2 separate regions of the Homo sapiens genome follow, and region 1 is linked to region 2. Evidence: chromatin loops called from intact Hi-C (ENCODE). Cell type or tissue: Panc1. All regions are shown on one strand. Links, peaks and the distances in the headings refer to the core of each region. The heading gives the core; the rest is flanking DNA.

The links. A loop is a pair of places that touch in the nucleus more often than their neighbours do. Peaks named below come from ENCODE experiments on the same cell type or tissue, not always from the same donor. Only the 100,000 strongest peaks of a DNase experiment are listed, where the experiment ranks them.
Region 1: a loop joins it to region 2, with 3 times the contacts of the local background. A loop is called at or near these places in 38 of 110 quality-filtered maps.

The regions. Positions count from the first base shown.
Region 1 is chr4:176,555,274-176,572,307 of GRCh38, reverse strand. No RefSeq gene overlaps it. Among named protein-coding and RNA genes, the nearest start is that of HAFML, 90 kb to the left of the region's middle. In Panc1, for the core only: CTCF peaks have their summits at 8,349 and 8,556; a DNase peak (open chromatin) is centred at 8,548.
Region 2 is chr4:177,037,597-177,054,630 of GRCh38, reverse strand. No RefSeq gene overlaps it. Among named protein-coding and RNA genes, the nearest start is that of LINC02509, 170 kb to the right of the region's middle. In Panc1, for the core only: a CTCF peak has its summit at 7,095 (motif pointing right); a DNase peak (open chromatin) is centred at 7,100; H3K27ac peaks cover 836 bases.

The DNA.
Region 1 (17,034 bases), core at 4,043-12,042, 480 kb after region 2:
GAGACGGGGTGTCTCTCTGTCACCCAGGCTGGAGTGCAGTGATGTGATCCTGGCTCACTGCAAGCTCCACCTCCCGGGTTCACGCCATTCTCCTGCATCAGCCTCCAGAGTAGCTGGGACCACAGGCGCCCGCCGCCACCTCACCCGGCTAAATTTTTTTTTTTTTTTTTGTATTTTTAGTAGAGACGGGGTTTCACTGTGTTAGCCAGGATGGTCTCAATCTCCTGACCTCATGATCCACCCGCCTCGGCCTCCCGAAGTGCTGGGATTACAGGCGTGAGCCACTGCACCCAGACAATTAATTTTCAATTATATTATAAATTTGAACATAAGTCAAATCTCTTATACTCTCTAAAATGCCAAATTTATTACAAATACTGAAATATTACATAATTAAGATAATTTCCAAACAACAAAAACAAACTTTGAATTATTTTATTATTTCTATACTTATATCTGACTGGAGTTAAACTATATGGCCAACATATTAATTACACAATAGATAAAATTGATATTCAACTGGAATTCTCTAGAGTAGGAGAAATTGTTGTTCACAGCTGGTTTCTAGTCTCACTATCTTAGCATTCATTCCGATTGGTTGGTTCCAGTGGGGGTGTGGTAAACCAGCTCTCCGGAACAAAATGCCCTGATTTGTAGCATATGCCAGCATTTAACAACTCATTCTCATGAGCCAGTTTAAGCAGACTTCCGAATACCATTGCTTGATCCCATATGTACCCATTGTTACAGGTTTTGCATATCACTCTGGTAGAGGCTCAGTTCCAGCAATAAAAGGAGTTGCAAACACGTTTGCTATATGTACACTATTCGTGGAAATGTGAAATGCTGCAGCTACTTTGGAAAACAGTTGGGCAATTTCTCAACATGTTAAACATAGTTACCATGTGGCACTGCAATTTCACACCTAGGTATGTAGCCAAGAAAAACGAAGACACACATCCATGCAAAAGCTTGTATACTAATGTTCATGGTTCGTAATAGCCCCAAACTGGAAGTAACCCAAATATCTATCAACTGATGAACGAATGAACAAAATGTGGCATGTCTATACAGTGGAATATTATTTGGCAGTAAAATGTGATAAAGTTATGATACATGCTACGAAATGGATGAACCTGAAAAACATGCTGCATGAAGGAAGCCAATCACAAAGGCCACATATTATACAATTTATATAAATATCCAGAATAGGCAAATCTATAGAGATAGAAAGTAGGTTAGTGGTTTTGCAGAACTGGAGAAGCGCTGCTGAATGAGGGCTTGGGGGTTAGGTAGTAACTACCAATGGATGCAAGGTTTCTGAGGGGAGTGATTCAAGTGTTTCTAAATTAAATTATGGCACAACCTTGCCAATATACTAAAAGCCATTGAATGGTTCAGTTAAAAGAGGTGGCATGTAAATTATATCTCAATAAAGCTGTTAAAATATTCATATGCTTGAACAAGTTATAATTTTATTTCTTTCTCATGTAGGAGTTTAGGCCAGGCATGGTGGCTCACGCTTGTAACCCAGCACTTTGGCAGGCCGAGGCAGGTGGATCACCAGAGCTCAGGAGTTTGAGACCATCCTGGCCAACATGGTGAAACCCCGTCTCTACTAAAAATACAAAAATTAGCTGGATGTGGTGGCATGTGTCTATAATCCCAGCTACTTGAGAGGCTGAGGCAGGAGAATCACTAGAACCCGGGAGGCAGAGGTTGCAGTGAGCTGAGATTGTGCCACTGCACTCCAGGCTGGGCAACAGAGTGAGACTCTGTCTCAAAAAAAAAAAAAAAAAAAAGAAAGAAAGAAAGAAAGAAAGAGTTAAGAGGTGGGTGAGTAGTAGAATGTTTCTTCACCTACTCTGGATTGACTAGATGGATTTTTCCATTTCCAAAATGTCGCTTATATTTTCAAGTCCAAAGTCGTTACTTCCATATACACAATCTCCCACCCAGCAGGAAGGGAGAAAAAGCCAGGGTAGTACACACTCAAATTATCTTAATGGAAAGACTAGGAGAGGGTGTAACAAACTTCTGTTTACAATGTAGTCATATGGCTACAACTATAGGGGAGTCTGACAAGTGTCCTCTCTAGATGGATAGACATGTGCTCCACTCAATCTCAGCAGGTCCAATTATGAAAAAAAAGAGAAAATGTATATTTTGTTCACCAGGTGCATCTGCAGTACCGCTAATGAAGTAGCTCTACCTTTCCAAGATAATTTGGGGTAATTATCCTAAGAAAATTGGGATTAATTTCTCAGTAAATGAGGTTTCATTCTTATAGAGAGGTTTTTTTTGGTTTGTTTGTTTGTTTTTCTGGATCAATAATATTTGAAAGTGCATACACCAGGATAGTTTTTCTTGGATCTTAAATAATGAGTTGAGCCTTTTAGTCAGCTGCAATGCCAAGCAAGGACTCATGCCTTCTAAATGGGTGCTCTTGAAGACTTTGTCTTTGGAGTCTGGTAACACATAATACCCTATTTTCTAGCATAATTTGAATCTGTAATCCTCTCATATAAATGACTTTACAGCCAGATTAGACTCAACTAATTTACTTATTGATTCTATTTAGAATTTGTATTCATCCTCCCTGGTTGTCCCTCAACTTTTATTTTGATATTTAAATAGCATTGAGTTTTGTTTCACATATCTCTAGGATCTGCATTTGGGTCTTCTGAGTGCAAATGATACGGTCACTCAAATAACAATGATTATCAGAGTCCAGATCTTATTCCCCAAGTGTGCAAAACCAGATAAGAAAGATCTTAGCAAGTGCTGGCTTGGAGCTTACGTTGCCCTCTGTAGGCTAGAGTCAAGATCTTTGTGTTTTCAATAAGAACAAAACAAGTTAATTGACAAAAATCAAAATTAGTCATGCTTACCTGGTTCCTTCCTATCTTATCTTTGTCACCAGTAGGTATGAAAAATCCTTTTGATAAGTACCTATAATTTCTTCAAGAATTATTCCATCTCATTTATATCTACAGCTATAATGGGAAGTGTATGCATTACTGACAATATCCTCCTTCTTTTATTCTAGGATTGTGCAGTTACTAGAAAGCTGTTTATACTCTTTGTCCACTACTAATAATATGTTTGACCTGATTGCATCCTACTCCCCCAAGGCTTCCTCAGTCAAACGGAGAAAATAAGAGTATGACATAAGGTGGTTTTCAGTTTTAAGATATAAAATATTGAGCACACAGTAAATTCTCAAAAATGTTTGCAGTTACTATTTTAAGTGTCACTTTGCATAGTCTTAGACAACTATAAATATCTGTCAAATTACAGAAGGATTCATTTCTCAAGAAAAAACACTCTCTTTTCAGAAAACAGACAAAAACTCTGATACATGATTTTTCTTCATATGTACAGTGATCCTTCCTCCATACAGAATAATTACATTTGTACTGTATGTGGCAATAACATCATCTTTATCTCAATTCCTGCCCTTTTTCCTGGTGTCCGATAATATGGCATTCATTTTCTCTGTGTGGAGTAGGGTTCTCCTAGTTCTTCTCCACAGACCATGGTTTGATAAAGGCAGAAGATGATTTAGGACATTTTTTTAATCTCTCTCTCATGTGAGTGACTACTGGGCCTGAGTAGGAAACAGGGACTTACAACATTGCAAGGCCTTCTGTGTCCAAAGTTGCACCGTGGTTGGCTGTATTTGGTGTGCTATCGGCAGAGGGCATGTGTTTTAGGACTCGCCTGTAAGTAATCATACTTCTGGAGAGGTAATTTGCACATCAGATGACATATTCTCTTGTGGCTTCTACATTAAAAAAGCCACTGTCCTTTGCTCATCGCATATGTCAGTGTAGACCAAGGCAGCCCCATCAGCAGGACAAATGCTTTGCTCCATGAAAATCCCTGGTCTAGAGGGAATTATCTGAAAATTAACATGTGTGAGTGAGAGAATATCTATCATCTGCCTATTTATTTTCCTGTCTGTCTCCACATATATTCGCATATGTAAAACATACCTTTATTAGCACAAACATAAATGGATGTACATTTGTATATATAAGTGTAAGTGTGTATTTGATGCCTGGCTATAGGCAGACTTCAGGAGAAACTTTGAAAAGTTTTAAAGAAAATTAAGAACTATATTCTGTTTTTCAGGGACTGAAGTTTAGGTGTTTTCTTGCTCTGCAGATTTTATGGTGTGTTTTTACCTTTATCCGTTAACTCTGTGTAGCTAGTCTGTCCTTTCCTTAATATCTGAAGAGTGAAAACATCAAAATAGTTTCAAACCAAGTAGACTGAATATGTGAACAAGAACTATAAATTTCCTTTAATCAGCAATACAATTTGATACAAATCCTACATTTAAAACAAATTCAGAAACTCATCTCCCCCCCAGAATTGCTTTATCTCCCCAGTGTCAAACCCATGACTTAGTCAGCCAAGGAATGGGTTAGATTCGCATGAATTGGGATCTTGAAAGCTGACAAATCTGTGACTGTGAGAGACACAGACACCTAGGCTGCATGCCGTCCTTCCAGAATTCGGGGAACCAATGTTAGAAGTTGGTCAGCAATGTCTGCAAAGCATCTGAAAAGTGGGAAGACCATGGTGATGATGAGCAGGAAACATTACTCCAAAATATGACACTTTGACATATTCAGTATGTTAAGCTGGAGGAAATTAACAAACGTGCAAAAGCAGAAAGGGCTCTCTGACCTTTTCTTTCTTTTTCCTGACCTTCTCCCACCTTTCTCACCTAACACCATAAAAATAATTATATGACCTATCTCCCCTGGAAGTAAATCATAGGATGCTGACTCCAAAGAGGTCCTGCCCTATATTCTGAAGCCAAGAAGAATTGGAAGAAACTGGCCTTGCTAAGTTCCCCCTAGTTTATTACCATTAGCTCATACTCCCTTTGGTCCAACTACTTATTCTTTATCAAAACTAAGCATAAAAATATACAGCTTTTGCTTTGTCATTGAGTCTTCATTTCTAAAGTTTCCCATGTCATATAAAACTTAAATAAATTTGTTATACTTTTCTCTTGTTAATCTGTCTTTGTTTCAGGGGTATCAACCATAAGTCTTACAATGAGTGAGTTAAAATATTACTTTTCCTCCCATACAAGGGAAGCAGGTAAGAGGTAAAACTCTTATTAAGTAAGCAGTGGAGATCCAGGTGGTTGTGTCTAGACTTTAGAGAAACAGCTGTAAGGTGTGAGATCCTGACTACGATGGTTAAATGTGGGATTGGGTCCTAATCCCCAGAAGTCCATGCTAAGGGAAGTAATATAAAGATTAGTCATCAGAACAGGAACTCTTACAAAGAAAAGCAATCTATGAACGAGTTACAGGAACTAGAATAAATGATCCTATTTGGACTTCGCATAAGACAAACACAAGGCTAAGGCTTTGTGTTCTGAATGAACAGTTGAGACATCTGGGGGTGGGTATGAGCCCTGCAATTTCAGCAATAGTACTTGGAAGACAATTTAAAGAAGTCAAGAGGCAGGTTATTGACAACCAAGAATCTGAATGTCCTTTTTGATTAAGCCAGAAATATAAATACAGTCAAATGGGTCATTTAATTAGCAATCTCAAAAAAACACACAGCCTAGTAAATTATGAATGAAAGATCAAATGCTGTTATTACATAGGTCATGGCTTTCTTATTTCATAATTTGTAAATATCAGAAGGGAAATCAACAAATGTCTAAAATAATGACTGCATATGCGTATGGACACCAAAATAAATGTTGGAATTCTAATAGTGAGTAAAATCCATATTGCAGTCTGTATTTTCCTGATACGTTATATTCCACAATCTGCAAAAAAAGAAAATTATAACTAAAAAAGAGGTTAGTGGACATGAATGCTAACTAGGGGAGCTCCAGTAAAGCAGAATTAGACCTGAATATGAAGTCAGGAAACCTGGGCTATAGATGCATCTATCCAATAAGTGACTATGTGACTGAGGAAAAGAAGAAAACTGGTATGTATGGAGCACTTTTTTGACAACTCTCAGCAGGAGGCATTGTATATGCTATGCCATTTAATAATCACGAAACCTCTGTGTGTTAGATAAATTACTACTATTTTATAGCTGAAAAAGTGAGGCTCAGAGAGTTCACGTGGCTATTGTCTGTTTTGAAAGAGAATCAGTGAACAGATTTCTCAATTACTATATATTTTTTGATGAACATAAAATATTTTCATCTGGGGCCGGGCACAGTGGCTCATGCCTGTAATCCCAGCACTTTGGGAAGCCAAGGCGAGTGGATCCCTTGAGGCCAGGAGTTTGAGACCAACCTGGGCAACATGGTGAAACCCCGTCTCTACTAAAAACACAAAAATTTTTCTGGCGTGGTGGCACGTGCCTGTAATTCCAGCTGCTCTATAGGCTGTGGCATGAGAATTGCTTGAACCTGGGAGGCGGAGGTTGCAGTGAACTGAGATCGCCCCACTGCACTCTAGCCTGGATGACAGAGTAAGACTCTGTCAAAAAAAAAAAAAAAAAAAAAAAGAAAGGAAGGAAGGAAGGAATTTTCATCTCAATCTTATCCAATAACGAGGTGTTTAATATTGTCATTTTATGATAATTTCTAATACATTGATGTCCATCTTGATCACAGACTTGCTAGAAACTAAAAAAGACAAATATATTTTATTTTTCATGTTGAAGTTAAAACTTACATTAGGAATCTAGGTCCCTTGGAGAATGGTGTGAAAATTGGTGTTTCAGATCTTTGATTTAGAAATTCTATGTGTAAGCAGAAAAATAACTGATGGAATGTTTTAAGATGAGATAATATATAAATGGCTCTTGGGCTATAAAACAAGGAAATATATTAATAGTGTTAGCAATTAGTGAATGTTCTCAAATCATTAAGATGCTTATTTTAAACTTCTATGCAAATCAGAGTAGACACTTACGTGTCACAGTAGGCTGTCTTCTGACCTGAGAATAAAGGTAAAATCAAATCACAATTATATAAACAGTCCTCTAAGATGCTGTGTCCTGTTTGCATTATCAGAATGACCTCTTATGTGAAGCAATTCATTTCCAATGTCCTTTATGGGTCATCAGTTGTGTATGAGTCATAGATGGCATATTCAAAAGGGGTTATTTCAGAGAGTTTAATAACAGGACAGAGTTAAGGAAAACAGACAGTGAAACATCCAAAGTTATCACCCATGGCTTGAAGGAGCAAAGAAACGGAGCCAGATACCAGATACCTGTGGCCTTCTGGGGAAGAATACAGTTGGGCCAACTCATGACTTGGCTCAGATGGAGAAGGAAAAATAAATACCTCTACACTTTTTTTCTTATCTTCATATTTCTTGTGGTGCTTCCCATTGGCCACACCAGCTGGAGGCCAAGGGGCATGGCTGGTTGATGGATTCCACAGAGGTCTGCTTCTCATGGTTCGGAGCAATGTGATGGAACTTGGAGGGCAAACAGTGATATCCAGAACAAAAGCTTTTCTAACAGGAATTTATTTTTTCATTCTTTTACTCCTGCCTTGTATGCATATTGTTGAGCACCAATTACATTCAAGATGCAGTACTTCTTATAAAGGTTTCTAGAGGAAGGAAAAAGAGAAAATATGCATATGAATTTATCTGTGTTCTCAAGGTGCTTACAGTATAGTAAGAAAAGTATACAACAGTGCAAGGCAGAATATAATATGCATAAGATAAATACAAAGAGTTGTTATGAGAATTAAGAGTAAAGAAGGAGGTCGGGCGCAGTAGCTCACGCCTGTAATCCCAACACTTTGAGAGGCCAAGGCGGGCGGATCACGAGGTCAGGAGATCGAGACCATCCTGGCTAACATGGTGAAACCCCGTCTCTACTAAAAATACATAAAATTAGTCTGGCATGGTGGCATGCACCTGTAGGCCCAGCTACTCGGGAGGCTGAAGCAGGAGAATCATTTGAACCTAGGAGGCGAAGGTTGCAGTGAGCCGAGATCGTGCCACTGCACTCCAGCCTGGGCGACAGAGCAAGACTCCATCTCAAAAAAAAAAAAAAAAAAAAAAAAAGTAAACAAGGAATGATTGAGGTAATCAGAAAGGTTTCATGAAAGGCATGACATTCGAAATTGGTCTGATAGGCTAGGCAAGGTCTGGACAGAAACAGATGGTGGATCTATCTCACTTGGAGGAACAAAGGGTGGGAGACAAGATGGTGTGAAGATGGAAGCTGTGTCTAGGATTATTCCAGTCGCATTGGAACATAGTGCACCTGTAAGGAAATAATGGGAGATAAAAATCAGAAACAAATCAGATAAAACCAGAATACCTATCCCATATAAACATACGTAAGCATTCATGTTCTCACTGGCACACACATTTATTAAAACAATGTTGTCATAGCGCAGAACTTCAGCAAGTCATTTTTTCAGGTAAATATAAATGCTGCAAAAATGAATTGTACACTGATATTAGTGTATCCCCTAGTGTCAGACAAAATTCCATATGCACACTGGGCTTTCCTTCATTCCAGCTTTGACATAAGCACTGTTTAAATGCGTGGTTTTGCTGCTAGGATCACAGCACCATCTAGTGTGTTCTTTTTCGTTACGAAGCTCAAGGACTTCTGATCTGTTTCTAATCCTATTAGAATAATCATAAAGGTACAAAAAAAAAAAAAAAACCCAAACTGCCATCCATTTTTGTCTTTAAAACATGCAGTTTAATAGATGGAAATTTGTTGGGATTTATTTCTAAAGAATCCCCAGAGAGAAAATTGTTCCGTCTCCTCAGTAACTGAGATGAAGAATGTGTAAAACGTAGTTTCTTGTCATGTTCCCGGTTTGCCAAATCTGGCAACCATAATGTAAAAAAAAAAAGTTTTTTCCATTAAAGACAAATGCCAATATTATTTCTAAGTACATGTTTTAACACTTAAACAATGCATATCCTTACACATTAAACATCAATGATGACTGTGTAGTTATATAACATAAAACTTAACATAAAAACCATAAATACTGTTTACTTTAGTCATTGGAATACGACGATGAAGCTTTCAGCCATATATAATAAACCAAAACGGAAAAATAATCAGATCATGCAACAGAGTAACTGACATGCCAGAGAATCAGTCTCATTTGTCTTGCTGTTGGCTGGCTTAACAGAAGACAGAGAATGATGGAAAGAGAAGAAGACAAGAGTCACCGAGTCACAGACAGAAGAGAAAGCAAAGAACAGGAAGCAGAAAAGGGGAGTGGGAATTTGGGAAGAATGAAAACCACTCATTTTATTTCCCCACTTTCCATCTTTGAGAATTTTAAATTTCAGCATCGGACTTGCAATCCTACCACGTTTTAAAATGAAGCCAATAATTTCCTATTTATCATTATCAAAAAGTGTAACAAAATGAAATAACTAAAAAGAATACGCCTAAGCAAATGATACTCAACAGGGACAATACTCATGCCTCTCCTAAGCGTATTGCAATGTACCCAGACAACATTTAGAGAGAGAATGCCGCCCACGCTTTGGTGCCACAGCAATTAAGCCACTTTCCTATTTAACTTTTTATCTGTTGATACATCTGAAAAGAGCTGATACTAGCTCAAATGAAAGCAAATCCAGCGTTTCCTGATTGGAATATTTCATGTGGAGAATACGTAGGTTGAATGTTAACAAAGAGCCGGTGTATTGAGACGATGTTTCCCATTGCTTTATACGTCGGTGCTTTCAGAACCACAGCTATGGGCAAGAACTTGCCCTTCAATTAGAGTCAGCTGCTACCCCGTAGGCGGTGGCTTGGCATGGTTATGGCCTCCTATGGCCATGTCTTGTTACAGGCTGAATTAACCGGGAGGAAATTTACACTATCTCCATCAAATATGCTCGAAGTAAATATGCTTTCAAGATCACAAAAACCTATATTAAACACATTTTTACTATAGGGGGTCTGGTTCTCCAGCTTCCACAGACATAGCAATCTCCCGGGGTGTTTAGAAATGGATAGCCCAGCGACTCACCCTCAGGCCAACTGAATCAGAATTTCTCTGGGGAGGGTCAGGAATTTGGCATTTTCAACAAGCTCACCAGGTGATTTTGAGATGGATCATTAAAAATAGGCTTTTATGAAAGCAACATGAATTCCCCTATATTTCTTATTGACCAATAGAAGGCTTTTCTCTGTATACTTTTCATAACCATTGTAGTTTGTCCTTTGAACAAGGGGTTGCATGTATCGATAGATTTATACTGCATCATGTTTTAGCAACTGTGATCCTTATAGTTTCTGATGCATCTACTCTAATTACAAGTTCAAAGTTTCAAAATCTTGATCTTCCATTCAAAATTATGAAAGCATATTTTGTTTACTGAAGACTGAATAAAGTTTAAAGTTTACTGAAGATACAAAACAGTTTGTTCAAGGTCCACTATACACTTCTACAAGACACACTCTTTCATTTCCTTCCTTTACATTCTCTTTGTTACTGGAAGCCCCTCATGATTATGTCTCATCCTCTGTCCCACCTTCTTGCTAACCCAATCACCAGGAAAAACGCTCCACCTGCTCTCAACATCTTATTTAATTCCTCTGTGTCTCTGTTCTTCTTTCTGCCTCTGAATGTTCCTTTTTCCTAGAAAACTTCAACATGTTTTTCAAGACACAGATTAAATGTCACTCCCTTGTGAATCCCTCTTCCACCTCATCGCCTCGCCTGCACTCTATGCACCTCACAACACACAAAACATTGAATCACGCCTCTGTGCTTACATGCCTCTCCACTGACCAAGCAGTAAGCCCTTTCAGAGAGGATAGTTTCTTACTTTACTGTCCAGACCCAACCCAGAGTACAGAGACAGTCAAAAATTGTTTATAAATTAAATGTGTAACCAGTTCTAAGCGCTTGTTCATCTGGAAATCTGGAGTAGATGCAAGTATTCTAAAGCAAGACTTTGAAGAAACATTTTAAATAGTTTGATATCTTCAATAGTGAAATACCAAAGACCCCTTTTGCCCTCAACTTATTTTGTTTGAGGGTAGTTCCTTATTTCTTAATCTACTCCACAGAAAAAAAAAAAGGATATGTATTTGAGGTAAATAAAAATGTGTGTGGAATGATAGAGAATGTAGAGGCGGCAGTTATAAATACTGGTCTGAGACTCTTTGAGATGCTTTATTTTGTTTTTCCTCTGGCTAGATAATAAAGTAGTGTGTACAGAGGTGTTGCTATTTGGGAATAAGGACATCTGTGAAACACTTCATCATTTCCCAGTCAGTTACAGGAACCCCCAGAATTCTTCAGTATTTCATAAAAAAGAGGACATAGGGAAGGGAACATAACACGCAGGGGGCTGTCAGGGGGGTGGGGGACAAGGGGAGGGAGAGCATTAGGACTAACACCTAATGCATGAGGGACTGAAAACCTAGATGACGGACTGATGGGTGCAGCGAACCACCGTGACACATGTATACCTATGTAACAAACCTGCACATTCTGCACATGTATCCTGGAACTTAAAAGTAAAATAAAAATTAAAAAATAAATAACTATTTTTAAAAAAGAAAATAAGAGGAGCAGTCTCTCAAGAGCATGAGTAGATCTCAACATGACGGGCCCGGCAGAGCACCTTCCATATCACAGGTTCTCAAGAGGGTTGTGAAATAAACCTAAAATTCTTGTGAAAGTGAAGGTGTATTTGTTACAGATTAGTGCCAGTAAGATTTTCTATACTGCAAAGCACCATGAGTACTCTTAGTAGAAAATGTAATCACTAACAAACACTAACCATTAATAAAAATAAACACTACTCAGATGATCTAACATACTGATGTACGCTACAATACCTTTCTATATTTGTAGGTACTACATGTTTATTTTAGTATTAGTATCAATTGAAAGAGAATTTTAAAACGCACATATCTTCCTTCATCTTTTAACACGGGAAATTCCATTGAGCAGAAAGTGAAAATATAGCTGTCTGCACCTTATATTTTGTCAAGAATAAAATGATTACCACTTTCTTAATTTCAGAATTGGACTTACTACAGCAAAAACATATGGACTCCATCATCTGTTTATCTCAAGATACACTTATACTCTATAACTGCAAATTAAGAACATACATCTGAAATAAAGATACATGTTCCATAGAATTTTTTTAGTAGTACAGAAAAGTATGCTATAATCACCAGTGGAATTCACACATATCTATGTCGAACAATCACTATAGAGCTTAATTTAATCAACGCTAATCAACTTAAAGCAAGAAAAGGTAAAGTTAGTAATTTTATGATGAATAAGGTTAGCATTCTGATGTTGTAGTATTACTCTTCTGATGTTATTAAAGGGAAATCTTTGGGAAAACATTCACATTTAGGATATGTGTACTGTAAATGTAGTTAGGATAAAAGATTTTAAATCCATTTTTAGTGCTTCTTGATTGTGAACACATTGGAAAAATGTCCCATACACGAAAAAAGGAAGATTTGAAAAGAGTAATTCCTTGAATAAGAAGTGCATCAGTGACATTTATATTAGAAAATAACAGTCACAATTCAATAGCTGAAAAAGAACTACAGAGCAGTAAGACCAGTGGTTAAAAAGATACATACTTACATGTTTCTAAATATGCAGAACATCATGTGCCTTCTTTATTTTTTTCACTTGCCTCTGATAAAGTGTATTACTTGAAGTTCTGCTTGTATGCATCATTACAGAGCACATATTTATCCCTACAACTCCAGTGGCTGGTTCTGATATGTGGTTTGTGAAGCTAGGTTTCCAGGTTAAGATTGGGTGAAAAGATGCAACAGATTTGTTTACTAGAGCAAGTGGGAGCAATTCAGGCCAGGGAAGTCAGTGATGTTATGTTATTGAGCTCCTGAGTTCTCATTTCATAAGTGAAGGACCTGAATCAAATCATAATTTATTGCTTCACAGCTGTTATTTTATATCCATAGTTGTGTGCCAATTCCCAACCTGTCAGCAATAGACTATAGATTTCACTAAGGACTATCTGTTAAATAATTTGAATTCTATGGAGAATTATATATATAAGATAATGTTATAATAGTAAAATATTTGGAAGTTTTTTTAAAAGTTCATTAGTTTTTTTTTCTGTGCAATAGCTCCTATCACTAAACATGTCCCCCAAATTAGTACCTTTATTTATTTATTTATAAATTACAACTATAAATATTTGTCAGTAAGTATGAAAAGCAGTAAATCAATCAAATCAGATTGAAGCCAAATAGCCACAAACAGCTTTGTAATCAAAATTGAATGAGAGCCCACTTTTTATTCAAGATAAATCACATGCAGGCACATAATGAGCTCCAAGAATTCATTCCTAAGACAGAAGAGCTAAACTTCGAAACAGACGTTTAGTACAAGATAACACTTAAAATTATAAGTGACTTTGTGATACTCTAGGGTTAAAAAGAATGTATATCCTTTCAGAAAATTGACTATTCTATTTATATGACAGTAAACTTAGGCTCGGATTCAAAATCTGTCTGCAGCTCCTGATTCCAACGAGTGTTTGGCAATTCCCAGGCCTGACAGTTTCCAAGTGCACTGTATTATAATGGTATGTTTCAGCCTAACCCAAACCAAAAATTTCCCATGTAAACTTAAATTTATGTTATTTGTCCTGATTTCATTTATAGACGCCAATTATCTTTTGAGCAAGAATTAGCATATCCACTTTATAAAAGACATTCATACACGATAAAATATAGCCTTCCACAGAAATTAGTCACAACGTTTAACATATCTCTCTGACAGAGGATTATTCTTATCCATATGTCAAATGGTCCAATTTTGAACAAATTTTCTAATAGGACTTGGATTAAAGGAAAGGGTGAACAAAAGTCAATAATCTTGAGGTGCTGGAAATACCAACCTCTTTAAGATATTAATATTTGCCAGTACTTGATGAGGACACAGATTCATTCTTTATTAAAAATAAAAATATTTCATTTAGTAAACTGAGCTTTTAATTTAGAGATGAAAAAAGACATATCACATATGAAATACAGTTATTTGATATTTTAAGGTAATTGATTTTCTGAAAATTAATGAGAATTAAATTCAATAAAAATGTATTAAGCAATAACTTTTAGTTGCCCGTCATCTGGAATTAGGGATATACCAAAATAAACAAAACAAAGCAGTTCTCGAATTTCCTTCATTTAAAGGAAGACAATTTGTCATATTGTCCCATACATTCCTAAGCCTTTGTTTTTCCTCATTGTTTTTTCTCTCTGTTACTAAAATAAAATAATTTCTCTTTACCTGTAATCAAGTTTACTTACTATTTTTTCCATCTTAAATCTGGTCTTAAGCCCTTAAAAATCTTCTTATTTCTGTTACTGTATTTGTTTTATTTCAGCATTTTCAGTTGATTCTTATTTCATAGTTTTCATTTTTCTGTAGGGATCCCCATTCTCTCACTCATTAAGACTATAATTTCCCTTTTAAGATAAATTTATGTTAGTGGCTTTAAGGTCTTTCCCTGTTTAAGTTCAACAAGTAGGCCATCTAAGGTTTGGTTTCCATTAATCACTTTTTTCTTGACTAAGGATCAAATTTTTCTGTCTCTTTGATTGCCTTGTGATTTTTTTAAATGAAAATACTGGACATTTTGAATAATACATTGTTAAGCCTCTAGATTTTAAAAATCTTTTTCTGAAAACTGTTCGTTCTTGTTTTAGAAGGTAGGCTAATTACTGACTGATCATATTGATCTTACTTGGACTTGAACTTTCACTTTGCTAGTACAGATCTGGATGAAGCCCAGATATTGATGGGGCTTCATTTTATGCTTTGCTAGGGTAGACCTATAGTAGAAATTAGAGAGATTGGTCCTCAAACCTAATGTGAAGATTTTATGGTGTCTAGCTAATGCCAGGGATTTCTTACTATTGTGATAGCAGAATGCCAAAGGTAAGAAGGAGGTAGATGTCAAGACATACTCCAAAGTATGTCTAGACCTGCTCTTCTCCAGCACTGCTCATTTTATAGTATTTGTATTGCACTGTTAATCCTGTAGTACTTTAATCTGGTAAGCACCATGTGGTCTTTCCCTATCCGTGGACAACCCATCCCCTAACCACTGAGGATGACTCTTGGCATTGTTGTGCATAAGCTTTTGGAGTCACCTCTCTTGCCAATTTCCCTTGTCTTTCATGCCCTACTCTATCCTGCCTAAGCTGCCCTCAACTCTGATCTCTGTCTCTTCGGTTTCTCTGAGTACCACATTCTCTCCTCAGACTGGGGCTCCTTGCACCATAGTCAGGGAATTGGCTGTCAGAAAGCTGGGCAATCATGGGAGCATAGGGAGAGATTCCCTTCTGTCAGTGTGCACAGTCTTGCACTGCTGTTGGCTGCTGCCTGAAAATGTTTGCTTCACATGTTTTTCCAGTTTTAAAGTTGTTTATGGCAGGACTGCTGGTATATTACCAGTCACCCCATCTAACACATATTATTTTATTCATTTACATTTACACACTGAATTTATACAACTCATTTCATTTTTCTAGGTATGTTCATGCTAAATAACTTTTTATTTAAAAACAAACAAACAAAACACTTTTAACAGTTTCCCATAAGGGTCTTTTAAGGCATTTTCAATCATTAATTATAGAGTCCTAAAATAAAAATACGACAGTTTATCTCTTTTTAAAAGTCATTTTCCTTTGCATTGTGTTGTTAATAGATATATTATTTCCAGGTTTATTGAAAACCCACAATGAAAAAGTTGCTACAGAGATTATGAAGAGAAATCAGATAAAGAATATTTTTTAAGGAATTTATAAGCAGATAAAAAGTTACTTAAAGTACCATGATACAATGTCAAAAGGAACAGGGGCATTGAAGCATCAGATAAAATATTAGGAGTATGTGGAAGAGAGAGAATATTTCAGAGGGGAGGAATGTAAAACAAAAGCTTAAGAAGCCAACACTTGAGATAGGTCTTGAACTAGTTGTATTCGTTTATGAATAAATGAGTAAGGAATGAATACCTCCACATTAAGGACACAAGGATTAACAAAAGCAACAAGGTTAGAAAACTAAGGGTAGCTACAAGAAACGATAAGCACGTCAATTTGTTTGGAGTTTAAGGTAAGCTAAGAAGAAATAAAGGAAAATTTTAAAAGTACTCTAGAGGCAAGTCTTAGAGCACGAATACCAAGAAGGGGTTTGTACTTTATTCTTCAGAGAGTAGAAAATCTTTGAAGATTGTTTAGGCAGAAAATGTTTTCAATGAATGAATGTTAATGTGTTATGAATGAATACATACCTTCAAATGATTCAGAATATTATCTAATCTGCCATGAAAGCTTAACACATTTGACAGCTATTTATTCTTAGAGCAGTCTAAACATAGTATATTTTGCAGCTATCAGTAATTATTAGTTTTGACTTAAAATCTTAGAAGTCAAAGGAAATTCTAGCTCATTAAAAAGAAATTAAAATTCAAAGGGGAAACCTATAAACAAAATAAATTTACTCATTTGTAAACTTAACTGTTGTTCTGAAATGTGAAATAATTAGATCAATTATTATTTCTTTGCCAGAGATCAAACTTAAGAGCTGATGATATGTGCAAAGTGATTTTCCTCCAGAGGAAAGACAGAATGGTTAAAGCAAAAAAACCTGGCTTCTGATCTGGTCTCTGCCTTTAATGAGTGTGTCTCAGTACTTTTGTATGTAAATTAAATAGGCTATTTTTCAAAGTCCCTTGCAGCTCTAAAATTCTATACAGAGAAGTGCTTGCTACTATCTTGGTAAAAGTTTCCAAGTCATCTTTTCTAATTATTGAAAAGTGATATGAGCTAGAAAGAATTTCTCCTGTCCAAACAATATTGGTATTCTCTTTTAAAAATTTATTTGTTTGTATTGAACAAATTTTTACTGAGCACTTACTATGTGTAAAGAAATATAATGAGCTCTTGAGATGTACTGTTGACTACGCCAGACAAGATCCCTACCTCCAAAAAAGGTGTGAGCCCAAGTCTGTATCAGATTGCAGGGGAATCACTGAAGAAGTTACACCAAACTTTATATGA
Region 2 (17,034 bases), core at 3,291-11,290:
AGGGGAATTGCTTGAACACAGGAGGCAGAGGTTGCAGTGAGCCGAGATCGCGTCACTGCACTCCGGCCTGGTGACAGAGCAAGACTCCGTCTCAAAAATAAATAAATAAATAAAATAAAACCGTGTATTGGAACGTAGAAGTGACTCCAGAAGCATCAGTTCAAAGACTGCCCAAAATCTGGGCCTGTGGCTCATCCTGTAGAAACAGCAGAGAACATCTCCCTGATACAGTGTCTTCTACCTCCTGGTACCTGAAGAAATAGGAAATTCAATTCCAAGGTTGCTTGCTTTTTGTAGTTTGCTCACATGTTTGAAGGCTCTCTGCTCATTTTTATAGTTGCATAATATGAATTGCCTGTAAAAAGAAAGAAAAAAAATGGAAAGGAAGAGATTTATTTTCAAAGGTGCTCCAGGGTTGAGTTAGAGTAGAATGATAATTACGAATAAAAGAAGAGCTTAGAACTCTCTGTTCTTTATAATACGATGTGATACGTTCGTGATGGCCTTTCTTTTCCATGCATTTTATGTGTGACTGAAGAAACTTACATGTAAGACACCCACCCTGCGAGTTTTCCTGAGGCTGATGACTCTTAAATAGCCAATCTGATTTTAAAAACACGCATGTATCATTAAACTATGTGTATTCATCCACAGAATTGTTCAAACTAGATTTTATTCATACCTTCTTTCAAAGGTTTGAGTTTTATTACATTAGTAAAAAATGGCTTATTTAGAAACATTCTAAAGGACTAACATCAATGTGGCCAGGGTAAAATGGCTGAGTAGAAATTATAGATTAAGAGTAATAAATAACAAAATAATTAAAGGAGAACATGCTATTTTAGATAAGAAAAGGTTGCATTTTCCAGCATTGTCAATGGAGGGGAGGAAAAATTGAGAGGTTAAAAAGGGTGAGAAATAATGTGGCGAATGGAAGTCACAGATTCTCCCAAGTCTGATAATGATTGAATTTGAGTAAATAAGTCAAAGAATGGGCTAGGTTATGTGACGATAATGAATAACTTTAAGTCGTAGTGGCTTAAAACAACGATTTATTTCTCTCTCATACCACGTGTGCAATCTGGCTGAGGCTCCCCTCAGCACTGTCCTCACTCAGGACAATAGAACTTCTATTCTATGGAATATTGCTTGTTAATCATGGCAGAGAAAAAAAGAGGGTGTGGCAAATCGTGTAACGACTTCAATCCAGAAAAGATGGAATTCTGCTTATATTTCACTGGTCAAAGCAACTTCAAATTAGCCAGGAAGTATAATCTGACCCACGTGCCCCAAATGGAGAAAAAAGGAATATTTGATTAACGGCACTAATGACTATACTACTCTGCACTTTCGGTCACTCCCTCTCCCTCCAACAACAAAACATATACTAGCTTTGATGCCCATGATATCCAAGTGATGCCAAATACTATTCATCCAGACACGCTCCCTCTTGGTCTGCAGATCTGTGTACAGACAAGTTATCGTCCACCTTCAACCCCAGCGTGCAATGGCAGAACAGGGACAGACAACTATCACTATCAGAAGAATGGGAAACACTGAGAAGTCGCTGGTCTGTAGATATTCTAAAATCCTGCTAGACAAATGTCATGAGGGGCCCTTATTCTGGGAAAGTGGAGAATGTTGATTGTTTAGACAGTAATTCATGTTCCTAGAAGGCCCCCCTCCTAACTTTTTCCCATGGCCCTTGGCTACTCTTTCCAGTTGTTTATTCCTCCCTCTTTTTTATTATTCTTCTTGGCCATATATGAATTGGACATGAGACTGTGATGCTATGTTGTCATTGGAGGTTCAGCGGCTTTCTCAGCCTGTTCCTGGCCTGCCAGAAACTTAAGGACTGAGGGTTATTTTGGTTCTTGAATAAGGTTTTTATTTTTATTTTTTGGCTCATGCTCATGACTCCTTCAATAGTAATCTCTCTTAAAACCTTAGCAGCTTTTAAAATGTTTGACTTAGTCCGTTACATGTTCCGGTAACCACATCCAGAATTCCTTTTGGACATATTTCTCAGATTTACAGTATTTGTTTGCTTCTTGCCCCATGCTTGCTCTCCCTCAACTTAATTACAGGCCCTAGGCCAATCGGGCTGAGGTGGGAGATCCACACCTTTAATCTCTTTTCCCTGAGCTATTTTATCCAATTCAAAGGATTTACTGTGTGCTACTTTAATCCATTCAAAGGGTTTTAATAATGGGAATAAACAGCTTTAGCCTTGATTTGATCCTTGCCTCAAGGCTAAGTTTTAATCAGCTTTTGTTGCTTGAAGTAGTTTTTCTTCCAACCCCACTAGTCTTTCTCTCAGAAGACTGTTCTGTTTTGTCACAGCTTTCATTGACTTTTTAAATGATCATGGGACTATTAAGAGGTATACTGAAGAGTACCCTGGATTCCAGATATAGAACTCTCTGTCCACATTGTATAGCAGCAACCAACCTCCTGTTATTAATAGGAATCGATCTCCGCCTGTTTGTGCAGTAGCAAGAAGAGTTGAAAATGACCAGGAAGAAGTCTCAGCTTCTACATTAATGGGACTAAGGCTTCATTCCCTTTTTTGAAAGTTTTCTCTCTTAGGACTAGCGCCCCTAAGTCTTTCAAGTGCAAGGTTGTGGGTATGGGAAGCAAATATTTTTGTGAAATTCTGAATCAGAATAATCTTATGAGGAATAGTAAATGGAGAATAAGGCATTCTCTTAAACGGATCATGATGCTAGCAGAAGCTATGCAGACAACGAAAGCAAATCTGTTTCGGTGCCATGTTTTTATTCCCAGAAGGGCAAACTATTGGTCCTCCCTAATCTAAGGAAGCCAAAGTCATCAACTTCCACCAGATGGCTGGATAGCAACCAATTGCTCCTGAACACCTGAAGGAATTGTGCCACGCTCGAGGCTCTGAGCCACTTTCTGCTGTTGGCACAAAGTCTCTTGTTCACCTGCTTATTGAGAGCATGCTCGGCAGTGGATGCCCCCTACTGGGCATTTCTTGAACACACAACTATCTATACACTGTGCTCATCCCAAGAGATGCAGCCCAATACTCCTTCCAAAGACCACTTTATTCTTCTCAACCTTACCAATCTTATTCTTTTCAACTGGTCAAATTATTACCCTGTATTCATTTTGCAGTGAAAATCTATACCTCAAATTATGTTTTTCTACAAACCAATGTGGACAACCAGCTATATGCTCACAATTGTTGCTATCAGGAACATTTTATTTTACAGCCATCTATCAAGGTCACTTTGAAATGAAACTATACTATATTCTATCCAAATTTTAGCATAAAAATCTTGAAAAAACCCACTATATCTTCATTTTTTTTCTCTTCAGATATCTAGTCATACTGGTTATAAAGAATTTCCTACTAAGCCACAGATTTGAGTTGAAGAAAGACCACAAAACAGCAAGGGTGGGTCTAGACACATGCAGTTTACATGCATATTCTGAACTTGCTTGGGACCTGTCTCAGACACATCAGCCCCACTTAGTAACGGAATATTACACTTGTGTTCAGCCTTATGATTTGGTGAATCTGATAATACTCAGTTGACAGCCTAGAAGATATTGCTTGATCTAAATAGTTGGGGGAAAATCCCAGTATGGTGGACAGAAATATACCAAGATCACAATAGTAGTAATACACAGCCTTTCACCCAGTTCCTAGAATGCAGGCTGTTCATGGATCTGGAGTTCATTGATTGAGGAAGAGACACTTCCTCTGAGGCAGGGTCCCATAACGCACCTCAAGTATATGCTCTAAATTTTTTTCTATGTCTTCACTAGAGGTACAATAGGTATTTACCAGGATAACTTTGAATTGGGGAATGGCAAATACCCAGATCCTCCAAAAGTTTCTCAATGCTGGCTTTGCGTTTACATTAATTTCTGCTGGCTCAACATATCACCATGGCCCATTGGTGGTGAGGGGATAAAGGGACAGGTGACTGTGGAGGTCTGGGGGGAAGTGCGGTTGGCACCCAGAGCCATCTCACTGAGGCATTGTGAGTCCCTGGAAACACCATGTGAATATTTTCCCAGTTTCTAAATGCAGAGTTGGAATAGATGTACTTGGCACCAGATGGACTTCCCAAATTGCTTGCTTCCTTATCTTGCAGAGAAAGGTCTATCTTAGAAGCAAGAAACAGTGGAAGCCTCTATGACTCCAAGGCAAAAGGGAGAAATGGAGGAATTAATTTTCTCAGGGCCTAATGAAAACTGGAAGCAAGTAATGGGGCCAGAGACAGGGAGGGAATGGAACAAAGAAGGAAGGGAGCAGGGAAAATATGCTGACATTTCTCCATTCCGGAGCTCCAGAGTCCTGTACTGATGCCTCCAATTGTGTGTACCAGCTGGAACCAGCAGGAATGAGGCCGGATTTCATGGGGTTTAGAGAGGTCACAGGGTCTACAGGGTGCCATGTGTCACCTTGGGCACAGAAGAGATTAAGGAAGGATGGAAATGGATGGGTTTGGGCAAAAAATAATAATAAGGAGCAAAATTACCGCAGATATTGGATCCCTGCCATTGAAGAAAAAGGCTAAGAAGGGATTTATTTTGGAAGTTTTTTTTTTTTAATTGGTGAACAGAACACTCTCTAAATATGTGTAATGTTGACAAAAGAATCTCCTAAGAGAGAAAAAAATATTTTTTAAAAGAAACTCAACATTACTTAAGTAGAAATCAAGTTTCTATTATGTTAGAGATTATTTCACTTGAGATTAGAGTATATAAAGGTGCTCCTGGATCAGTTATTATTAAAATATAGATTGTATTTTAGCACAGACTGTTTCTTCTTTCATTAGAAATTTATTGAGTGAAATGAAAAGTATGGTACAATTTATGTCAGATATGTGTGTAGCTTATCTTTAAATAGATTTATCCATTCATCAGTCCTGTAGATGATATGGATTGTGTATCTGTGTGTGTGTGTGTTTATATGAGTTTTTAAAAAAAGCTTTCTAAGTGAGGCAACTCTTTTATTCTGAATTTTACACTATAATTTGAGGACTTTTTTTTTTTTTTAAATGCTTTCTATCATTTGTCTTGTTGCTGTGTCTTGTTACATTCTTAGAGCATTTTGAATTGTTTTGGATGGTTTTTGGAATAGAAGCTTGCCTACAGTTCCATTTTGGCCAAAAGTTTGATTTAAGAAATGTAATTATCTAATGTTAAGTTTGTGCTTGAATGTAGTTTCTTGCTCTCCTTGTTTAGACTGAACTGGTAACTTTTAGATTAAACTTTTATTTGGTCTACTCTCTTATTGAAGAGAAAAAGTAACAACCAAAGTAATAACCTGGGAAAGATTCTTGCTTTTTCAAACAGGCAAACTACTGCTAATTTATCTAATTCGTTTGTTTTTTAAATCACAGCTAAATATACCTTCCCTGTTAAAGCCATCCTTTATTTTCTATTTCAATTGTGCAAGAAGGAGCTTGAGATCATGAAATTCTTAAAATTCAGCCACAGTTCTCTTATATTCATATCCCCTAACACACTTTCTTCCTGAGGTTTTCAGAGATGTAGAAGTTAAAAGGGCTAGGAAGTGTGTTTTCTCAACAGAAAAAGTATAGAACAGAATTGTTAGCAAATACTTCTCTATCCATAAAAATACTTTAAAACTTAATTTATCATAGCATTAAATCATATAGGGATAATCTTTACATTTTTGTGATTTATGATGCAGGGAAAAGGTCATGGAAATGTTTTGGTCAAATGTAATCTCTGGGATTCTATATCAAACTAAAAACAAATATGTTTCTAGCCAGGAAAACTCTTACATGTATCCTCTCATGAGAATCCCCACTCAAGTTATATATTGGGGAGAGATTGATTAGAATTAGAGCAACAGTTTTACTTTGGTCAAAGTGTGAGTCCCAAGATGGCCTCACAATAAATCTGACAATGTCTATAGGGCACCCAGTAGACGTCAGGTAGTTTACTAGGAAGAACAGAGAAAATATTCCAGAGTTTTCCCTTGAGTTTGACCAACATTTCCTAGGGCACTAAGAGAACTCAGTATGCCTTTATTTCTTAGTTAAAAACATATGGGTAAGAATTTTGAGAAAAGCTTCCGATGACAGAGTCTGCAGCAAAGTGAGAATTGGATTTGAGTTAGAAAGTCCAAGTTTAAGCAAGGTTTTGCCCTTACCAGCTGTTACTAAGTCTCTAAGACTTATTTTCCTGTATGTGTCCTGTGGAAAATAGGACCTGACCGGCAGTTTGCCTATTTTTTATTATAATTTAAAATAGTAATGCCTTTGAGAAATGAATTATCAACTGAGCACCCATATATAAGTGCTACATATTTCTGTTCACAAACTTAGAGAAGTAACAAAGGGTAAGAATTTGTATGAGCAACACATAGTGTTTACAGATGAAGAGATGGACACAAGAGGGTAAATAATATTGTTTAGGGTTACACAGATGGAAAGAAAAATTAAAATCTGAAGTTTTCTGCAAGTCAACTTTTAATAAAAAACTTTGGGAGATAAAGAGGATTGTAGATCAGTGTTTATTCAGAACAAGGTCTGTGAATGACCTGCCTCAGAATATGTGGCCATTTGTTAAAAATGCAAATTCGTGGGCTTCACTCAAGTAACTAGGTCAGAGTCATTGGGAATGAGGCCCATTTTTTTTTTAAACAAATTCCCAAGTGATTCATGTGCATTCTAATAATCATGAATTGCTCTTTTATAGAGAATGCTAAAGTGAGTTACATCTTGCTCTGATGAGTGAATATTTGTATGTCCTTGGAGGTCTCATTGACCATCTTGATTTTCTGTATCTTTAAACAAAAGCTAAAGATTGCTGTCATTTGCCAATCTGTGATATTATAAGGAGAAAATATGGAAATATATATATATATATATACACACACACACACACAGTATATATATTTGTCCTGGAGCTTTAAGATGAGCTGTGAGGGGGATGCACTATGCATCAGGGATGCATCTGTAAACACTGTGTCGCTCATACACATTGTCACCCTTTGTTACTTTTCTAAGTAACATACAAAATACAGCTCCTTTGATGAAGACTGCACTGTACACCGTGTGCTTATACACACCCCCCAGCAGAGGGCAGTGTGCATCCCTCTCACAGCCCTTGCTAAAGCTCAGGGACAAATTCTACGTTGAATTCCCCCGAGTGATAGAGATAATACATATTTCTTGCAGGGCATTTGTTATTTTATAAAGGAAACACAGTGTGTTGTTAAATCTTACTTTATTTATTTTCCAAGAAAAAAATATGACCCTCCCAGGTCTTCTAAAATGAAGTTTGGCACTTCTAAGTCATGTCTGTGACTCAGTGCTGAGCTTTCCGTGAGCTCCGTCCCCAGGCTTGTATCAGTAAGTCGCCAGCCTGTACACCCGGGGCCATTATGGTCCTGCGCACAACCAAAGCATTGTGCGATTTGACCCTTTCTCTATCTACCTGGGGAAAGGAAGACTACAGCATGGAAGAAACACACAAACTCTCGTGTAGTGACATCACCTTGGCTTTGCTGCCTATCAAGGCCCAATTCCTAATAGGGACTTACTGGCTGTGTGGCCTTGGGAAAGCCACTTAATATTCCTGAATTTCAGTTTCCTTATTAGTTAAATTTGAGATAAAATCATATACTTCCCTGGGTTTGAAAGGATTGAAATGACATATTTGTGTAAATTTTCCTGGCAAAAAGCAATTGATAGAAAGATATTTCCTTTCTTCTCATCCTTATTGAAGATATTCATCCTTTTCTGTGGTTCACTGCATCCCTCTCATCATCAGATTAACTGAAATGTGACCAACATTTTTGGACATCTTCAATAAAGGAGCATGTATGCATCGAGGTCCAATGAATCTCAGCTCTGCAGCAGCCAGTGGAGAATCTCACCTGGATTTCACACAGGTACCCCTGCCAGGTTTGGAATGGTAGCAGTCACCATTTCACGAGACACCAATAAGCATCTTGTACATATTGTAAGACAGAACAATTCTGCAAGGAAGAAATTGTGATCCATATTTTACAGATGGAATCATGGCTCAGGGACATAAAGGAGAGAACCAAGGCCACAGATCTAATACACAGCACACCTGGGGTTTGAACTCAACTCTGTCTTCTTCCAAAATGTACATTTCTGCTAGACCACACTGATGCTCAGTCTAAAGCCAGATTGAAAATCTTTCTTCCTCAAACCTTCTTCTTTTTAATCTATTTCCTGTGTCAGAAAATGGAATCCTGATTTGCCTAGTCACCCAAAAAGGAAATTTAGATAATCTTTGGAATGGCCTTTTTCTTATTTCCCATCTCCAATCACCAAGGCTTCCTTATTTGTGTTCTTTGTATTTTAAACATTTGTTCTTCATTGTCATCTCAGAGGCATAACTACTACCCTAGGACATTAAGAATCTCATCTTAAATGTGGAGGGCAAAAATCAATCATTTCTCTGAGTCTGGTGAGATATCTTAATGCCTCTAGAATGATCTTTCTAAAACCCAGATTCATATTTGATTATATCGCCCTTTTCTTTTCTTTTCTTTTTTTTAGGCAGAGTTTCACTCTTGTTGCCCAGGCTGGAGCGCAGTGGCACGATCTCGGTTCACCGCAACCTCCGCCTCCCGAGTTCAAGCGATTCTCCTGCCTCAGCCTCCCGAGTAGCTGGAATTACAGGCGTGCACCACCATGCCTGCCTAATTTTTTGTATTTTTAGTAGAGACAGGGTTTCTCCATGTTGGTCAGGCTGATCTTGAACTCCTGACCTCGGATGATCCGCCTGTCTTGGCCTCTTAAAGTGCTGGGATTACAGGCCTGAGCCACCGTGCCTGGCCTATATCACCCTTTTCTATATGGCCATAGTTCCTCATGTCTATCTATGCCTCAGCTTCTGACCTTCTCTTTGCATAATTTTTTGCAAGCTCATGTACCATATTCCATTTTCTACCATGTGCCTTTGATGATACTGCTTTCTGTGCCTGGCATGGATACTTCCCTTGTTCCCTTGTTGAGTATCAGCATCTACTCAATATTTGCTCAAGCACTCCATCTTTTATGGACACTTTGTTAATCTCAGAGTAGAACTACCCACTTCTCCACGCTGCCCCACTGCACTGTGGAGGCCCGACTCACAGCACCAAGACATTTGCTGTTGGTCGTTAAATGTCCCCCGTCCTGGCATGCTGCACCTTCTTTGAAGTCAAGGATGGAATTTTGTTTGTCTTTAATATCTAACGAGCAGTACAATGCTAGCAATTAGTATAGGCACTTAGTGTTTATTGAAAGAGTAAATAAATGAGTGAGCGAAGAACATACTGTTTTGTGCTGGGATGAGGTAGGTGAGGAGCCAAAGGCTTCACGAAAGGTTTATAACACAACAAGGATAAGATAAGTTCCCTGACACAGACGGCGTGTTCAGGCAAGTGAACAATGTCAAAGTTAATTGATGAGTTAAGTCTTATCTTCTTTTATTTTCTTCACTATTATTCTATGGAAATGAGAGAGTCTATTTCCCTGAATAAATCAAATTACTTTGATTCTGTCTTCATGGCTGGAAAACTGTAAGTGGACAGAGAGAGAGAGCCAAACATTACTACAAATTCTTTTGGAGATATATTATCCCACCTTCACAGAAGACTGAGGATATCACCGTGAAAATTTCCCTCACAAAGCTCTGCCTAGGAAAGCCAGCTTGGAAGATCAAGATGGATATTTATTTGTTCCTATAAAGAATACTCATTTTACTATTTCAACAAAAAAGGAAAATAAAAAAGAATACCAGAGGGCTCTGTCAAGTGACAAGGAAAACTGCTGGTTTACTTATGACTGCTTTCAGCTGAATGTTAAAGGAGCCAATTGCCAGGATGTAAACAAAGGTTTATTTTACTGACACAAATCAGTAGTTGCATTAAGGTCTCAGGGACTCAGTTTCCCTTTTCTTCTTTTTGCACCATCCTTGGCATTTGGCTTTTTGTTTCTATGGTCCTTAAGGTGGCTGCTGTGTCTCCAGGCAACACGTCTGCATTCCAGACAGGAAGAAGAGCTGAGAGCAAAGGAAACAAGCATGTGGAGTGGAATCTGCCTCTTCTTACTCTTTGCAGTTTCACTCTGTAGACTTCACCTCTCACAGGCCACAGAGATTGCAGGGAAATGGGCAGGAAGCAGCTTTTTGAACATATTAGACTCCCTGAGCAAATCGTGGTTCTTTTAGTGAGAAAGAAAGGACAGGGGAAATTGACTGCCCCAAGTCCGTGTTTCAGCTGAGCACCTCATAAGAAAGAGGAAAGCATGACTCTGCTGTAATCTAGTGACATCTTTTCCTGTGTGAGTTGATCCAAGGTAGGGATGCTGAAAAAAACGTATAACGACCCGTATGCTGACTGCTCAGGGGGCTCACAAGGTGCATAAGGTTCTTCCGTAGACCCTGACATGCAACATCCGCTGGGCTTCATCTCCCAGGGAGTCTTGTGCAGGCCTCTACAGATGTTACCCTGGATTAATGTCTGTAATACTGTCTCTTAACTAGTTTCTAACGTCTCCACCTTGAGTTTTTTCCCATTCTGATATCTTCTCTAGTTTACTATGACAGTCAGCTTTCTGAAATGCCTGCTGATTATGTCCCTGCCTGCCTTAGATTTCTCCTATAAAGTATACTGTGAAGTAGAGTGTGTCTGACAACACACTTCACTACCCTTTAATATTTCGTCCCAGCTTTTCTTGACAGCCTAATTTCTTTTGATCGCTCACCTCACACTTGAGCTCCGGCCATCCTGGATAACTTTCAGATGCACTGAGCTTCCTGCACCTCGCTCTGGTCTCTGGGCCTTTGGGAATGTGGTTCCATTTTTGACCCATTCTTCATCTCACTTCGTCTTCCTCACCTGAATATTCCCAGCAGAGATGTTACTTTCTACAGGAAAATTCCTCTGCTTCCTGGGTTGTATGGTTTTCCTCATGTCTCCAGAACACTTCTCCTTTCACTGCACTTACTCCACCATATCAGGGTTCCCCTTTCATGCGTTCGCATCTCCCTCTAGAATAGAGGATATGTTTTGTGAAATCAAACAATCGGCACTTCTTTTTCACAACTGCAATCTCATTTTCCTAGTACTATGTCTGGCACATAATTATTACTCAGTAAGTATTTAAATAAAAAGGTAAACACATCCTAGTTTTTCATTCTCTTTATTCCTTATTGGGAATAAGTTTGGGGAAGCCGTAGTAGATGGGCACTGAGAAAAGAGTTGACTCCATTTCCCCATCTGTGCAATATCCACACAATTTCTATATTAGTGGCTGAGGCAAAGACTTACTGATGCTCTTCTCACACCACTTACATCCTAGTGGCTTCCTTTTGGTGATAGTTTTTGCTCATTAAGGCTGCCTTTGGAATTTATTTAAATCAATTTGACCCATAAAACAAGCTTGGTGGGAAAATGGTGGAAATGCAGAATGCGATTCCTCCTGGCTGCGCTTAACTCTCCTACAGATAGAGCACCTCCAACCAATGATTTACTCCCCTCCTGGCTGCACTTGGCTCTCCTACAGATAGAGCACCTCCAACCAATGATTTACTCCCAGCTGTACAATCCCTGCTCAGGGCTGTTCCCTGGGAAACCATGATTGCTTTTGTCATTGTATGTGGTAGTTTCATACATAAGAAGATGAGGACTTAGCTAATTATGAATATTTATGTTATTGGAAGACTCGTTTATGTAAAACACTTATGAAAAATTTCTTTGAAATAAAATGACCCATTATTATTTATGAGCAATAAACTGCATCTTTTTCTAGGTACACAGGTGAAATCTCATGAAACATGAAACAGTGACTCCTTCTCTTAGGACATTTACAGTCTAGCTGAAACTTAACTATTTTTTAAAAAACTATACATAAAATTATTATACTGTAAATTTTCTTGAGCTTATGGAAGAAGGAAATCAAATAGATCTGAGCTGAGTTGACAGAACCTAGGGTTTTAAAATGTGTGAAGGAAAATAGGAAATATTAGGATTCAATTCTTAGAGAAATTGAAAGAAAGATGAATATCAGAACTAATGTCACATTCAATATTTGCTTTGGGCAGCAAATACTAGAAGCTGAGTTAAACAAGTTCAGTAAAATATAGGGGGTATTGAGATATTTTGCTGAACTCACAGAACAATGACTGTGCCTCACAAGAACCTCAAACCGAGATGACAGCAGGAATCTAAGAATTCATTAAGGACCAGGTAGTCTCTTGACCCTGCTTGTTTTCTGAACACCAAACCTTGTGCTCATAGCCAGACCTCAGCTGAGTTCTGGTTTCTCGCTGAGATTGCAGAAACCCTGAGTTCCTGTGGAAGAGAACTTGACTGGCCCAGAACTTGACTGTGCACCTCTGACCAACTCAGCCTGGGTTCCGCATTCAGAGAGACACAGGCCACACGTGGTTTCCAGAGCTACATGCCCCTCGTGGTGGAGGAAAGGGTACGTGAACCTTATTGGAAAAAATGTTTTTTGGAGTGTGATGGAATGCGTCCCCCAAAATGTGCTCGTTGCAGTAGAGATGATATAATTTTTGATTCACCCAGGTTGGTCACCTCATTTGCGAGGCTTTCCTACACTTCTCTCAACCGAATTCATATTTTTCTTCTAGCTATTTATTGATTTGTGTCACTTAGCATATTGTTTTTGTCTCATTCAACTAAATCTTCAGCTACTATAAAGAGCAAACCTCTATATACAATAGGTAGCCAATTATTTGTTGATAATGAAAAGAAGAAATATAGAATTATCCAAATAGCACTGAAGTATGAGCACATGGATTTGGGTCTTACTCTCAGTTTAGTGCCTAATTAGCAGGATGACACTGAGTTATTTCACCTTCTTGAGTTTAGTTTTCTCATCTGCTTAAAGCATGATACTGCCAATTTAAGGGAATATCAATTGTCTTTGCCCTTCCAGTATCCATTGCTCTTTCTCCTTATGTGAACGGTCTTATTTCCTTTGGGAAACTGCCCCTGCTAGGCACTCAGTCTTGTTTTTTGAGTGAGGCATGGTATCCAGGCTTTGCCAATTAGTGTATTTCATAGCTGATTCATCAGTCATCAGTTCACAGTTGGTTCATCATTTCGTCTCATGGCGCAGTGATTTGTTCCAAGATTAACAAGGACCGAGCCATGCCAATGAAAGTCAATTCTAGGACATTTGTTAAAGTTATTGAAATGAGAAATGTGCTCACTTTTTGCTAGACTAAAAATCTGGGAGGATGGAACTTGGAATATCTATATGCCCAAGTAGACAGAGCCTGCCTGAGTGAAGCCATCGGAAAAAAATCAGAGCTGTGAGATGGAAAAAACCTGAGCCCAGATGCTCTTGTCTGAGCCCCTGGATCTCTCAACACCTGAAGCCAACAATAGCCCTTTATTATTTAGTTACTGGAGCTTAAATCAATGTCCTGAACCTCCTGCTCCCACTTTGCTTTTCTAACTTAATCATAGTTTGAGTTAGTTTTATGTTAGTCGTAATTTAAAAGTCTGGATCAAATAATACAAAATATGTTTGTTTTATATATTTTTAAGGGGGGAATTATGAATTGGTATACTCTTTAAGAAGTTAATTTGGTAATAACTACCAGAAGCCTTTACTATATTTATGCTTATTTTTTTTCACATTCAGAAATCCCTAGTAGGGTAAACATTCTGAATGTAGAAAACACTTTATGATGGAGAAGACAGCAGACTCTCTGTAAGCAATCATCGTTTCTCACCTATCATTGTATATGCAACACTGAGCACAATGATCAGCATATCTTACTTATTAAACCAACCCACCAGTTAAGTAATGTAACCAAAATTTTTATTGTAACTTAAAATTTTAAAAATATTCACATCATTATGGAAATGGTTAAGTAGGTTTTCACATATGTACATTGGTATTAGAAAGTGATATTTTCAATGGTCATTAAGACATAAAAGATTTGTAATACCATGGAAAACTAAGTATGATATACCCTTCAGAGAAATAAGTTGAGAACCGTATATGTAAAGCATGAGCATACTTATGTTATTAAGGACATAGTCCAGAGGAATACTCCAAAATGGCAGTGAAAAGAGGGTCAAATTTTTTTTCTTTCTCCCACTTTTCTATGGTTACCAAAATATATTAACATATGAATATGTGAGTGTTTTGGTATTGTGAAAGAATAGGCACCCTTTCAACCCTTTGCTGATTTTTTGTTTTAACTCCATCATTCTAAGATTCTGAGAACCACTAAGTTATTAAGGTTTTCATAAGTTTCATTGGTTTTGGAAGTAGTGAAAATTTAGTAACAAAATTCATGGACAGAACTGACCAAGTTGAGTTATAGTTGCAAAGTACTCACACTTCGTTGTTGTTGTTTTTAATGGTTGTTTCTGGCTTTGTCCTATACTCATGAAATCGAACAAAAACAGAAATTGCCACAGAGACCAGGAAGAGTGTCATGTGTTTTCTTGGATGTGATCCTGATCCTTTTATTTGATCCAAATTGTCACGAATGGTTCCTGTCATCTTCATGTTCCCTGCAGCACTGACCAGGGATTCTGTTTCCCTCGTCAGTTTCCTCTCCCATTCTTTGTAACATCCACTTCTTGCCTATGCTTACCCATCCTGCCTTATTGTGCTTATTCAGAATACCCTACCATAGTACTCTCTTGCTCCCATGACCTCACACCGAACACTTGCTCTGTGATACTCCCCTATTGGACTTCTTCCAGTTCCCCCAGGCTCCTGCCCTCTTGCTTTTAGAGTGCTCTTTCTCTACCCATGTCCAGATGGCCAACTTCCTCCTCATTATTTGATTCTCAAGGAGGATGTCTCTTCCTTATAAAAAGCCTTTCTTGACCCCTAAAATGAGGTCACTTGCACTTGACATAGTTTCTCCCAGGTCCTTGATTTCCCTGATCCTGCTGTAACTGTCTGTGCACTTTTCATGCATTCTCCACATCATAACGTAAGCCACGTGACCACGGGCAGTATGTCTATTGGTCTATCAGGCATGTAGTCACAGCTGTGCTTGGCTCGCATTAGTAAAACTTGAAAGAATAGATGGATATCACACACATATTTAATACCACTGCATTGATTGGCAAATGATCATCTAGTCTTTTGGACTCCCAGGTGAGTTTCATTCACTAATCACTCTGACTTCCTTGATTCCTGACTTAAGTGGACTTTCTATTTTCAACTCTTCAAAGGAAATGATATAGCATTATGCCATTTTATTTTTTGCAAAAACTTCTGGAATAGGTTTTCATTTGTTTCTGTAAATGGAAAACAAGAGGGACTTGGGAAGAAAAGGAATGAGGGTAACAGGGAAGAATGCAATAAAGCAGTGTGCTCAGAGAGATCATGTTTTCAGAAAATCAGTGTTTATTTGTTGATCATGCCTCTATGGTAGCAGAAGTCTATGGAAAAACATCCCTTAAATTAAAAAAAGCTATAATAAACAAACATTTATTAATGGCTTAACATCCCTGGATCAGAAGTCCCAGAGAGGAATTTACAAAAATATTTTGTTTCAAAACCATTTTGTTATGATGTCAGTAAATTGTGGCCATTTGTGTACACTAGTAAATAATACCAGTAGAAAACTTCATAATATAGAAACCAAAAATCAACAAATGCAAAAGAATAACAAAATCTAAAAATGGAAGCTCATTCATGCTCATCCATTTGGTGCCCTTCAGATACCAGGATGACAGGAGCTTCTAGGCTGATGAGTCAACTGTCTTGAAAATTAACAAGGGAGTCATGAAAAACTGTAGAAAACAGGTGATATTAAAAACCTGTAATGATCTAGCATTGTATTATAACAGATGCTAACTCCCCGTGAAATTGTAGACTAAAAATAGGAAAGACAAAATAACCTTGAAAGAGTTTAAGGAAAACTGCCAAACTTCAGACTCTGTAATTTTAAGAAAATTACACTTCAATCCAATGAGCATTTATTTAGATGGTATTCAATTACCTCATTGCATTCATTATTTTAAAACTTTCTATGAGATATTTTGGCTGGTCTGAGGGTAAAGTATTTGTGTTTTGGGGCACAAAAAACGCACAACCAAAAGATATGATGAAACTATTTTATTTAACATTTCTTTTTCAAACAACTTTCAGAAAATAATGATAAATTTTACTTCAGGGATTTCTCTTGAGCAGTTATGAAATTGAGCTGAGACAATCAAATGTTCTGTAATTGGGTCATGACCCTATATGCTCTTGCTTCACAGGAGGAAGCAAAACAAGTTTGAAATAAATATTTACACATAGAGAAAATTTTCTAAATATTTGGGGGTTTTTTTTGCAATGGTTAATTTAGCCACATAATATATTTTTTCAGGTTCTGCAATCCTAAAAAAAAAGTATGAATCCCTACATAATTTTTAAAAACCATATAAAATTAAAAACAATTTTATCTTAAAGGATTGATTTTTTCTGTGATTTATTTTTATATTTTAAATGTTTATTTTATTTTAGATTCCAGGAGCACACGTGTAGGTTTATTGTATGAGTATATTCTGTGATGCTTGGGTTTGGGCTCCTAATGATTCTGTTGTCCAAGTGGTGAACCTACCTGATTGATAGGTAGTTTTTCAACCCTTGCCTCTACCCGCCTTCCCTGCTTTTGAAGTCCCGAGTTTGTATCGTTCCCATCTTTGTGTCCTTGTGTACCCAAGGTTTAGCTCTTACTTATAAGTGAGAACATGTGGTGTTTGGTTTTCTGTTTCTGTGTTTATTTGCTTTGGATAATGTCCGCCAGATGCATGCATGTTGCTGCAAAAGACATGATTTCATTCTTTTTTCATAGCTGTGTAGTATTCTGTGGTGTGTATATACCATAATAAATGACTGACTTTTATTGTACAGATGTCATAGTGTATCCATTGTCAGTAAAGGAATACATTGAGTTCTATTCATCATGGAGATTCAGCAAGGTAGTGAGTCAAGGTTTTGAGGAAGCTGCTTGGAAACAGTGCCTACAGAGTACTAGACTACCTTAAAAAAATGGGCCAGA